Regions from separate parts of the Homo sapiens genome. Here region 1 is linked to region 2. Evidence: chromatin contacts called from ENCODE Hi-C or POLR2A ChIA-PET data. All regions are on one chromosome and are shown on one strand. The core of a region is the stretch at or near the end of the contact, and the rest is flanking DNA. Distances in the headings are between cores, read along the strand shown.

The links. A loop is a pair of places that touch in the nucleus more often than their neighbours do. ChIA-PET counts read pairs that join two places held with the same protein, here RNA polymerase II (POLR2A). Pooled maps may share reads with other maps.
Region 1: a pooled map shows a loop between it and region 2 (2.1-fold over the local background). The contact joins the enhancer-like site here to the promoter of RPRML in region 2. A Hi-C loop is called at or near these places in 1 of 50 pooled maps. POLR2A ChIA-PET finds 5 or more read pairs at or near these places in 2 of 52 experiments (CD4-positive, alpha-beta T cell and H1).

Annotation. Positions count from the first base shown.
Region 1 is chr17:47,066,306-47,070,710 of GRCh38, reverse strand. The region is part of intron 2 of LOC101927060 (a long non-coding RNA gene); the gene reads left to right. Among named protein-coding and RNA genes, the nearest start is that of RPRML, 89 kb to the right of the region's middle. RefSeq lists enhancers at 1,561-2,060, 2,061-2,562. Within about 2 kb of position 3,155, at least 38 of the 41 ENCODE cell types and tissues checked have a DNase peak (open chromatin) inside an H3K27ac peak, as active enhancers do; they include CD4-positive, alpha-beta T cell, where a contact is called at or near this core.
Region 2 is chr17:46,975,776-46,980,518 of GRCh38, reverse strand. RPRML (reprimo like) reads left to right here and starts at 1,266. Exons shown (of 1, transcript NM_203400.5): 1 at 1,266-2,363. The coding sequence starts at 1,512. The coding sequence ends at 1,874. It also overlaps a transcript of LRRC37A2 not described here and a transcript of GOSR2 not described here. RefSeq lists a silencer at 1,144-1,323 and enhancers at 1,801-2,480, 2,481-3,161.

The DNA of each region.
Region 1 (4,405 bases), core at 1,906-4,405, 88 kb before region 2:
TTCACTTCCTCCAGAGATCAAGGAAGCAAAAAAAGAGAGTGACTTGGATGAGACTTACGTTAAAAGAAGAAAGGGATAACCTGGTTTCACCACTCTCAAAACACTCTACCATCAGTGAACAGCAACCTCTTCTCTTGAGGGACTTCTCAGCCACTCCCTACGGCCTTCTCTCCACTGCCTGAATTGTGTACCTGGCTGTTCAGAGCCACAGCCTGGCTTTAAGCCATCCAACTGCTGTACCAATTGATGAGTCACGTTTTTTCAATTGGAAAAGAATGACAAAGTTACCCTCTGATTCAGAAAGGCAGCTGATCTTTCAGGCATGTGAGTGCTGACTGAGGAAACCGCACCTCTGTCCACCTGAGGAAAGTTGGATTTCTGTGATGGGTGGGGTGGTGGGGGTTGGAGCTTTGAAGTAATTAAATACCAGATGAAGGGTGAGAAACTTCTAGCTTGTGATTCCCAGACTCAGGGCTAGTGGATGAGGGCAGAATCTTCTCTATATTCTTGTCCCATATCCCAGAGGATTCTAACAAGGACCAAACTCTGAATGAAAACAGGACCATTGCCTGACCCATTCACCAGTGTTTGGCACACACTGGTGCTCAAAAAATAAGCTGTTGAATGAATTGATTAATAAAATAAAAATGAGGCACGGGGCAGGTATCTCCATTTCACACACTGTGGGAAGTTGGGGTATATAACTCTGAAGTGTTAAGATGACTGTGGAGCTCCTTCCATTAAGTCAAGCTGCCAATAAGGCTGAAACCAACTTAAATATACTAATGGGAGGACATTGAAGGTAAACAGCATTCATTTTTTCAACGGAATAAGACTATAAATGGCAAGCAGAGACAAGGTTCTTTGGGGCCCTTTAAAACTGTGGTCAAATGGCCCACCCATCTGATGCCAGGTCCTCAGGATTCAGAGAACATGTGTACCAAAAAGCCCCCAGGAAACTAAATGCTAGCATGGGACTTGGGTGCCTCTGGAATGTCCTTCTGCCTCAGCTACTCTGAGATAACATGGTTCCCTGTGTTCATGGAACCCAGATGGCCAAAAGTCAATGATCCAGCACTTATAAGAAAAGAAAGCCATTCAAGAGCCTCTGTACCCACCTAGGCCTCAGCCTCCCCAGGACCTACTCACCTATACTCTTCACAACAGGTAACATTGCCTCTGGCACCCATCACATCCCCTGAATTTGGCATCAGGATTGATCTGCCATCAGCTCTGGCAGGGAGAGGCCCTTACAAATGCCAGGAAAAGAAACATGAACAATATTCTGTGACCACAGCCAACACCACACAGAACTTCCCAGAGGCTCTCCAGGGCAAGAACACCAACCAGAAGGAAGGGGCAGCTTCCATCATTCTGTGCTAAGTGAGCTGAGTGAGTGGCCATCTCTCACCTTCCAGATATTTGAATGATACCTACCATTCCAGCAGCCAGCACAAGTCATTTAATATGAATGCCAGAAACACAATCCCTGAGGACAGGTGCAGGAGACCAGATGCCAGGAAAAACCCCGGCTGACCCAAGAGTTGGGGAGAGCCCACTGCTCCTCCACCCTTATTTACCACCTGAGCCCCTGCACCCACCAATCATGCTGCTCAGTCTCTAACTGTGGGTCTGAGTGAGCACCTACATTTGGCTGTTGAGGGGCAGCTGGTGGAAGGAGACTCTGCACTAAGTTCTCAGGTTGAATGGGAGTGGGGTCGAGGGAAGCAATGGACGCAGAGTTGGGGTAAAGACATGCGGTGGTGTCAGCGGGGGTGAAAGGACACGGAGATGTCATTTTTTAACAAGATTGGGTGAGGGTGGTAGGAAAGGAGGCAGTAAGAGTTCAGGACAGTTTAGCAAAGACTTAGGGATGGGGTGTCCTCAGGACGGCAGGAGACGGAAAAGAAGGTATACAGTGGCTAGGAGACTAAGGATGAGAAGACACTGTTAAGACTTGGAATAAGGCTGAGATCGGAGTTATCCAGAAGAAAGCGGTGAGCTCAACAGGGCACCAACTTCCTGGGGCTGGACTACGGCTGCGCAAATCCCACCCAGCCCAAAAAAGTAAGTGTGAGGAGAGAAGGGAAAAACTAAAAAGGAAAATCAGAAAAAAACAAAAGAGATGGACGGCAGTGCGTGCGCAGGGGCAGTACCCATGCCGTTGCCCGGCCTGCCAGCTGCAGGAGCAGGAGAACTCGGGAATGAGGAAGAAACCAGGAAATGACAGAAAGAAAAAAAAAAAAGAACGCAAATAGAGAAATGGAAAAAATAAGAAAGATTGGAAAAAACAGAAATTTTGAAAAAAGGATAATACTAAAAAAATAAATAGTATAAAAGGAAGGCAAAATGTTAAGGCATGTCAAAAATTATCTGTAAAAGTCATAAAAAATGCTATAAAAAGAATTTATGCAAAACATATTATATAATTTAAAACTAATTTGGCCTCCTAAATGTAAAACTATTAAGTTTATGTGCAAGGTGTATAAGGAAAATAAAATACACTTTTAATAAAAGGATTATAAAGAGGCATAAAAATTTGAATTCTTACCTACATTAAAAGGTCAAAAAAATTTGTTTTAAAAGTTTAAGCAAGTTTTAAAATGTTAATTATAAAAAAAATTCTGTGTATAAACATATCGGCTAAAGTTAAAGGGGTATCATCCAGTTTTTCTATGAACTGAACATAAAAATAAAAGCACAATAGGTTTTTCTTAAAGCACTAACCTGCTCTTTAACAAAAATTATAAAGGGTTAAAAAGAATCTATAAAAATCTTACCTTATAGTCAAACGTTAAAATTAAATAATATCTACAAGGTTTTATTAAAATGTAGTTTAACATTAATAGTACACTAATATAAAGGTAAAATTTAACTTATCTCTTATAAAATCATACAGGAAACATTATCAAACATAAAATGATGTTTGACTTTCTTTATTCTAAAAACTAATAAAAATAGGTGCTAAAAATTTTCCAAATGAAAATAAATATTGCTAAACCAAAGAGAAATGTTATCTAAGCCCCGTATAAAAAATAAATAAATCTTGTTCCAATTGCATCAAAAAACCCATTAAGGGCCCTCCAGCACAGGGTTAATACCAACGAGTTTCCACCTCCAGCTGCTCCTAGAGTGGCCACAGCATGAGCCATCTGGTGGGGGACCTAGCCGCCAACAGACACTTCCTGTACAGGGGAGGGGGGAGGGGGCCAGGCAGCCGTTAGACAGCACAACCGAACCCAACACCGGGGCCCAACGGCAGGGGCTTGGGCAGGAGCAAGGTCCGAGGGCTGCCAGGTAAGTCACAGGGCCACTCATCCCTAAGGCCACAACGCAAGGGAGCAATAAAGGCCACAGGGAGGCCAAGACCTTAAGGGGAGCCAGGCCGCCGCGTCCCCTAGGCAGCGCTCAGCGGGGAAGGAGTTGGAGGTGTCACTATGGGGCCTCAAGCCCCAAGATGTACAAAGTTCTAAGAAAAAACCCCAAAGTTTCCTTCAAAAGCAACATAAGAAAAAGTTAAAAAAAAAAAAACTTAAGAAGGCACTAAGGACTTATAGACCAAAAAATACCTATAGTTTGCCTTACTTACATTCTACTGCTAATGTCCCCACATTTAAAACAAAAAATCAGTTTCTCAAAAATTATATACTTATTTTCCACTTTCCCTTCCCTCAAAACTAAAAGCCTTTTAGCACAGGTACCACCCCTAACATTTCCAGTACACCAGCACCAGCTTGAAAACCACGTCCTTATCGAAAGATGTAAAAAAAAGAAAAATGCAAGCCAGCCTAGGAAGAAACCTACCTTAAGCTGCTGACCACCAAGACTGCCATTCGCACAGCAAAAAAATAAATTAACACGTCGTACCCAAGTCGAGAAAATGTCATCACCATAAAAGTCATAGGCCATTGCTCCAGGGTCAAGCCCTACCAAATTAAAACTAAAAAAACTTTATCTATCTTTTCTCTCCTTCAACTACTTCCCATCTTATTAATGTAACTAAATCTAACTCACCTCAAATTATTACTTTTAATGCCTGTTTAGTTATCACTCCTCTCTTACCAAATAACAAAACCAAAGTCTCTATAGTAAAAGTAAAAAACCTAAGGCAAACAACAAGACATCAAAATATAAATGCCTGGCTAAAATAAATGAAATATTCCGTTCACTCTTTAAACAAAAACAACTGTTACACTTGTGCGCACGGTGAACCAGAGGTCCAGGTTATCCACTTTCCACTCAAATAGTCTTCTAATCAACAAGACATAGACGACATGGTATCTCCTTTTCAAAATCCTACAGCCTAGGATAGTAAACTGTACCAAACTCTCTCTGCTATTTCCTGAAGTGCAGTAGTACCCTGCGGGTCTGCTCCCAAGAGCCATCCAGCCTCCCATCTTCCAAG
Region 2 (4,743 bases), core at 17-2,516:
ATTTTTCAAAATACAATCTAAAGAAAAATCAGTTTTGGCACAAATACTTTGTTACAAGGCTCCTTATGGTAATATTGTTTCTGATGAAAGAAAAAAGAAGACAGAAAGAAAGAAAGAAGAAAGAAGAGAAAGAAAGAAGAGAAAGAAGAAGAGAAAGAAAGAAGAAGGAAGGAAGGAGAGAAGGAAAGGGAGAAGGAAGAAGAAGGAAAGAAAAACTCAGACATCCAGCAGGAAGCTTGGTTAAATAAACTGTAGTAGTCCATACCTTAAAATGCCATTCCTTCACTAAAAATGATGTTGTAGCTCAGTAGTTTGTGCATCACGTGGGAACTGTTAGAAATGCACATTCTGGGGCCCCATCCCACATCTGATTCAGAAACTCTTGGGGTTGGTTGGGGTGGGGAGGTTGGGGGCGGGAGGTGGAAGCAATCTGGGTTTTAATAAACCCTCCAAGGCAATTCAGAGCCATAGCTGTAGAGGACCATCGCTAGGGAAAGTTACGCTGTTAAGTGAGGAAAGGTTGGGAGGCAGTAAGCAGGAACGGTGCATCCCCATATCTGTTATCTAGAGAAAGGCACAAATAGAAAAAGTCTGGGAGGAGTTTATACCCAGGTGATAACATCGACACTCTCTAGGAGGCAGATTATAAAGTTTTAGAGTAATTTCGGTAATTCATGTTTTCTAAACTAGTCTACAATGACTATGTTTGTGTAAAAAAGAAAGAAAAAAACAGTAATTTATTTTTTAATTTAAAAAAAAAGTTAAATGGGACCAAGTTGAGAGGAGGGTGTAGGGAAGGAGGCAGAGAGCCCGCCTCGCCGCGACAGCTTTCACCCCGGGAAAGCTGTGAGGCAGGACCGCCCAGGAGACCCGGGGCCAGTGGAGTGGGCAGCGCCAGGGGTCCCGGCGACTCATCTGATGTCTAGCAAGGCTTACGAGGGCTTAAATAATAAGCGAAGAGAGTCAGGGCAGATTCCGGAATAACTTCACTGCTAAGGGTATCAAATCCTGGAATGGGCACCTTGGAGAGGTTTTCTAGCCAAGAACGGACAGCGGGTGCCAGGAGGGGGTGGAGTTTCGCCGGCCCGCGGACAGAGGCTGCCGGATCTCCCGACCCCCTCCAGCACCGGGACTCCGGGGAGGCTGCGCCCGCGGCGGGATTCCCGCCCCTCGGAGATGCCGCGGGGACCGGCGGGGCGGGGCCGGGCCGTTGCTAGGGGAGGGGCGGCCAGGCGCGCGAGGAACCCAGCGGGCGACCGCTAAGCACACTAGGTTCTCCGGCTCCAGCTCCTGCGCCGCCTGTTGCTCGCTCCTCCGGGCGGTCGCTTCCCGCCCGGTGCCCAGGGGTAGGCGGCCCGAGAGCGCGCAGGCAGCCAGCCTCCCGCCTTCGTCCCCTCCCCGTACCGCAGGAGCCGGTCCGAGGGGTCCGGAGCGTCCCTGAGAGCGCGGACCCCGGCGAGCAGCCCAGTGCACCCGGGACTGCGCGCCGAGACCCCCGGCGCCGCGCGGCGATGAACGCGACCTTCCTGAACCACAGCGGCTTGGAGGAGGTGGACGGCGTGGGCGGCGGCGCCGGGGCCGCCCTGGGAAACCGCACCCACGGGCTGGGCACGTGGCTGGGCTGCTGTCCAGGGGGCGCACCGCTGGCCGCCAGCGACGGGGTCCCCGCGGGGCTGGCGCCCGACGAGCGCAGCCTGTGGGTGTCGCGGGTGGCGCAGATCGCCGTGCTCTGCGTGCTGTCGCTTACCGTGGTCTTCGGCGTCTTCTTCCTGGGCTGCAACCTGCTCATCAAGTCCGAGAGCATGATCAACTTTCTGGTGCAGGAGCGCCGGCCCTCCAAGGACGTGGGCGCAGCCATCCTGGGGCTGTACTGAGCGCCATCTGGGTCCGCCCTCGCCAGCGCTGCTGCAAGAAGGACCCCGGAGACCCGGACCCTCGCCCCGCTCTCTGCGCTCTGCCGCCGCCTCCGGGCGGGCAGCTACGTGCCTGGGGCGCCCGGGCGGGGACGCGGCGAGACTGTCGGCGGGGGCGCGGGAAGGGACTTGGACGCCCGGCTCTGTCCTGTGTGCGCTGCAGCGTTGCGGGGTGGGAGAATGTGGGGTGAGGGTTCTTACCAGTTTTTTTTGTTTGTTTGTTTTTTAAGACGTTCGGGGCAGGGTGGGAGTGGGTATGGAGATGCAATTTGGGACTGCGGTCGCTCGCGTGGGAGTTTTGTGTGTACGTTGGTGCGGGTGGGTTCGGAACACGGTGCGAGTGGGTGAAGATGTGAAGCGTCAGAGTCGCTGAGCTTGTTGGCCTGATCTTGCGTTTGGAAAGAAATCTTGTAATAAAACTGCAGCCGTAGGGCTTCAGGCAGCTTCCCACCCGCGCCTGTGAGGTGTGTGTGTGTGTTGCGGGGCGGAGGGCATGTACCCTCCTGGCGGACACTTTGAGCCCCGTGGGAGACATCTAGCCCCTGCGTGGACGCCTGGCTGGGGAGCCCACAGGTCAGGTCAAGGATCCTGGGGCTCCACGCGGAGGCCAGAGCGAGGAAAGGCAAAGGGAATCGTTTTCTAACGCCAACAGCGGAGAAGGCAGGTCCTGTGGGACAGCCAGACAGCTGGTGAGATTAATTAAATCACTGGATATATGAGTCTAATATGAGATGAAACAAAATCAGTCAGCTGTGTCCAAAACGAAGAAAATGTGAACAAGGAAAATTCAATTTGGCAGAGGGGAAAACTAGATCTAGTTAAAAGTTTAATTATAAGGCCAAAGCCCCTTCTAAGGGCTTGCTTTGTCCCTACCCTTATAGCGGACAGATGAGTAGACGGAAGAAACCCCCTTGTTGCATCCCATAGGGGTGGGGGTTGGCGGCTTTGTGGTGAGGAAGTCCCAGGATGTTTATTATACAATGGAGAAAATGGCCTCCAAACGCAGTTGCCTGCAGGGGACTTGGAGCCTCCCATTACAGGATGCCCCAGCTGCCCAGAAACCCACGCCTCCTGCAGGTGCTAACTTCCCTTGCAGCAGTGTGGAGCAGCAAGAACTGGCTACTCCCTAGCGGACAGCGAGAGGACAGCTCTGCTTTCTGGAAGTTGGGGACAGGGGGACCTGGGGACACTGGAGGAGAGAAGGCTGGGCTTTCTGGCCTATGTATCCCCCACTACACTTAGTCCTAGTGCCAACCCCGCTCAAGCGGTTCTTGGAAGACTTGGTCGGGGAGAGACTGGATTTCTCCCTTTCTTCTCTCTTTTGCTGTGGGTGGGAGTGAAGAATAACGAGGAAGGTGACTGAAGTCTTAGCTGCTTTTAGCTAAGAGAAGCGAAGGGAATGCGATCCCGTGTATTTGGCACTAGTTTCATTAGGGAGAGGCTTGGCACAGGTGGGGTGGGGGAGTTTCTCGAAGGCACAGATGGTCCCTGGCTATGAAGGATCCAGAGTCGTCCTGGCTCCCAAGTGCTCCTGTGTGGTCAGAATTATCATGATCAGGATGTGCCCCATCCCCCAACCCTGGTCGTCCCAATCTCAGACCTGGGAGAATTCAGGCCAGGCCAGTGAGGGGAGGAACTGACACTCCTTGTAAAGTGTCTCTGGGGGAAAAACCCCGAATGTGGAGAATGTTCTGTTGATGGTTTGGTGTGACTTGCAGGAAGTCCAGCCTGATCTGGGGACAGCAGCCTTCAGTGACTCAGGCAACCTGGATAAGTGGCTTCGTCATGTAGGTGGTGCAGTTATCTGGAGTCTGGGCTGCCCTCAGTGGTTTGGGGAATGCAGCTCAGACAGCTACAGGCATTTGCGTAAAATCCCAAATGACCAGAAAATGGTTTCAGAAAGAACACAGGCTTACACGCTTTTCCACCGGGCCAAGTTAGGGCGAACACTGCGAGAACTCTCCTCTAATAAAATAGGTCTGCTACTAAATGTGACTGGGGCGAGAAGAGAACGAGTCAAGAGTTAAATTTGTTTTTTTGGTTTTTTGTTTGTTTGTTTGAGATGGAATCTCACTCTGTCGCCCAGGCTGGAGTGCAGTGGCGCAATCTTGGCTCGCTGAAACCCCTGCCTCCCAGGTTCAAGCGATTCTCCTGCCTCAGCCTCCGGAATAGCTGGGATTATGGGCGCGCGCCACCATGCCTGGCTAATTATTTATTTATTTATTTATTATTTTTAGTAGAGACCGGGTTTCACCATGTTGGCCAGGCTGGTGTCGAACTCCTGACCTCAGGTGATCCACCCGCCTCGGCCTCCCAAAGTGCTGGGATTACATGTGTCAGCCACTGCGCCCAGCCAAATTTCTTTTTTAAAAACTTTTATCGCCAGGCGTGGTGGCTCACGCCTGTAATCCCAGCACTTTGGGAGGCCGAGGCGGGCAGATCACGAGATCAGGAGATCGAGACCATCCTGGCTAACACAGTGAAACCCGGTCTCTACTAAAAATACAAAAAATTAGCCGGGCGTGGTGATGAGCACCTGTAGTCGCAGCTACTTGGGAGGCTGAGGCAGGAGAATGGCGTGAACCCGGGAGGCGGAGCTTGCAGTGAGCCGAGATTACGCTACTGCACTCCAGCCTGGGCGACAGTGCTAGACTCCGTCTCCAAAACAACAACAACAACAACAACTTTTATCATTTTCTTTCCTTCCTTCCTTTATCTTTCTTCTTTCTTTCTTTCATAGTTCCTTGTCAAAGCAAAGTTAACTGTTCTGAATTTGCTGAAAAGGAAAGCCTTAGTGGGGACACTTTGCAGGATTCTCCCACTGTTTAAA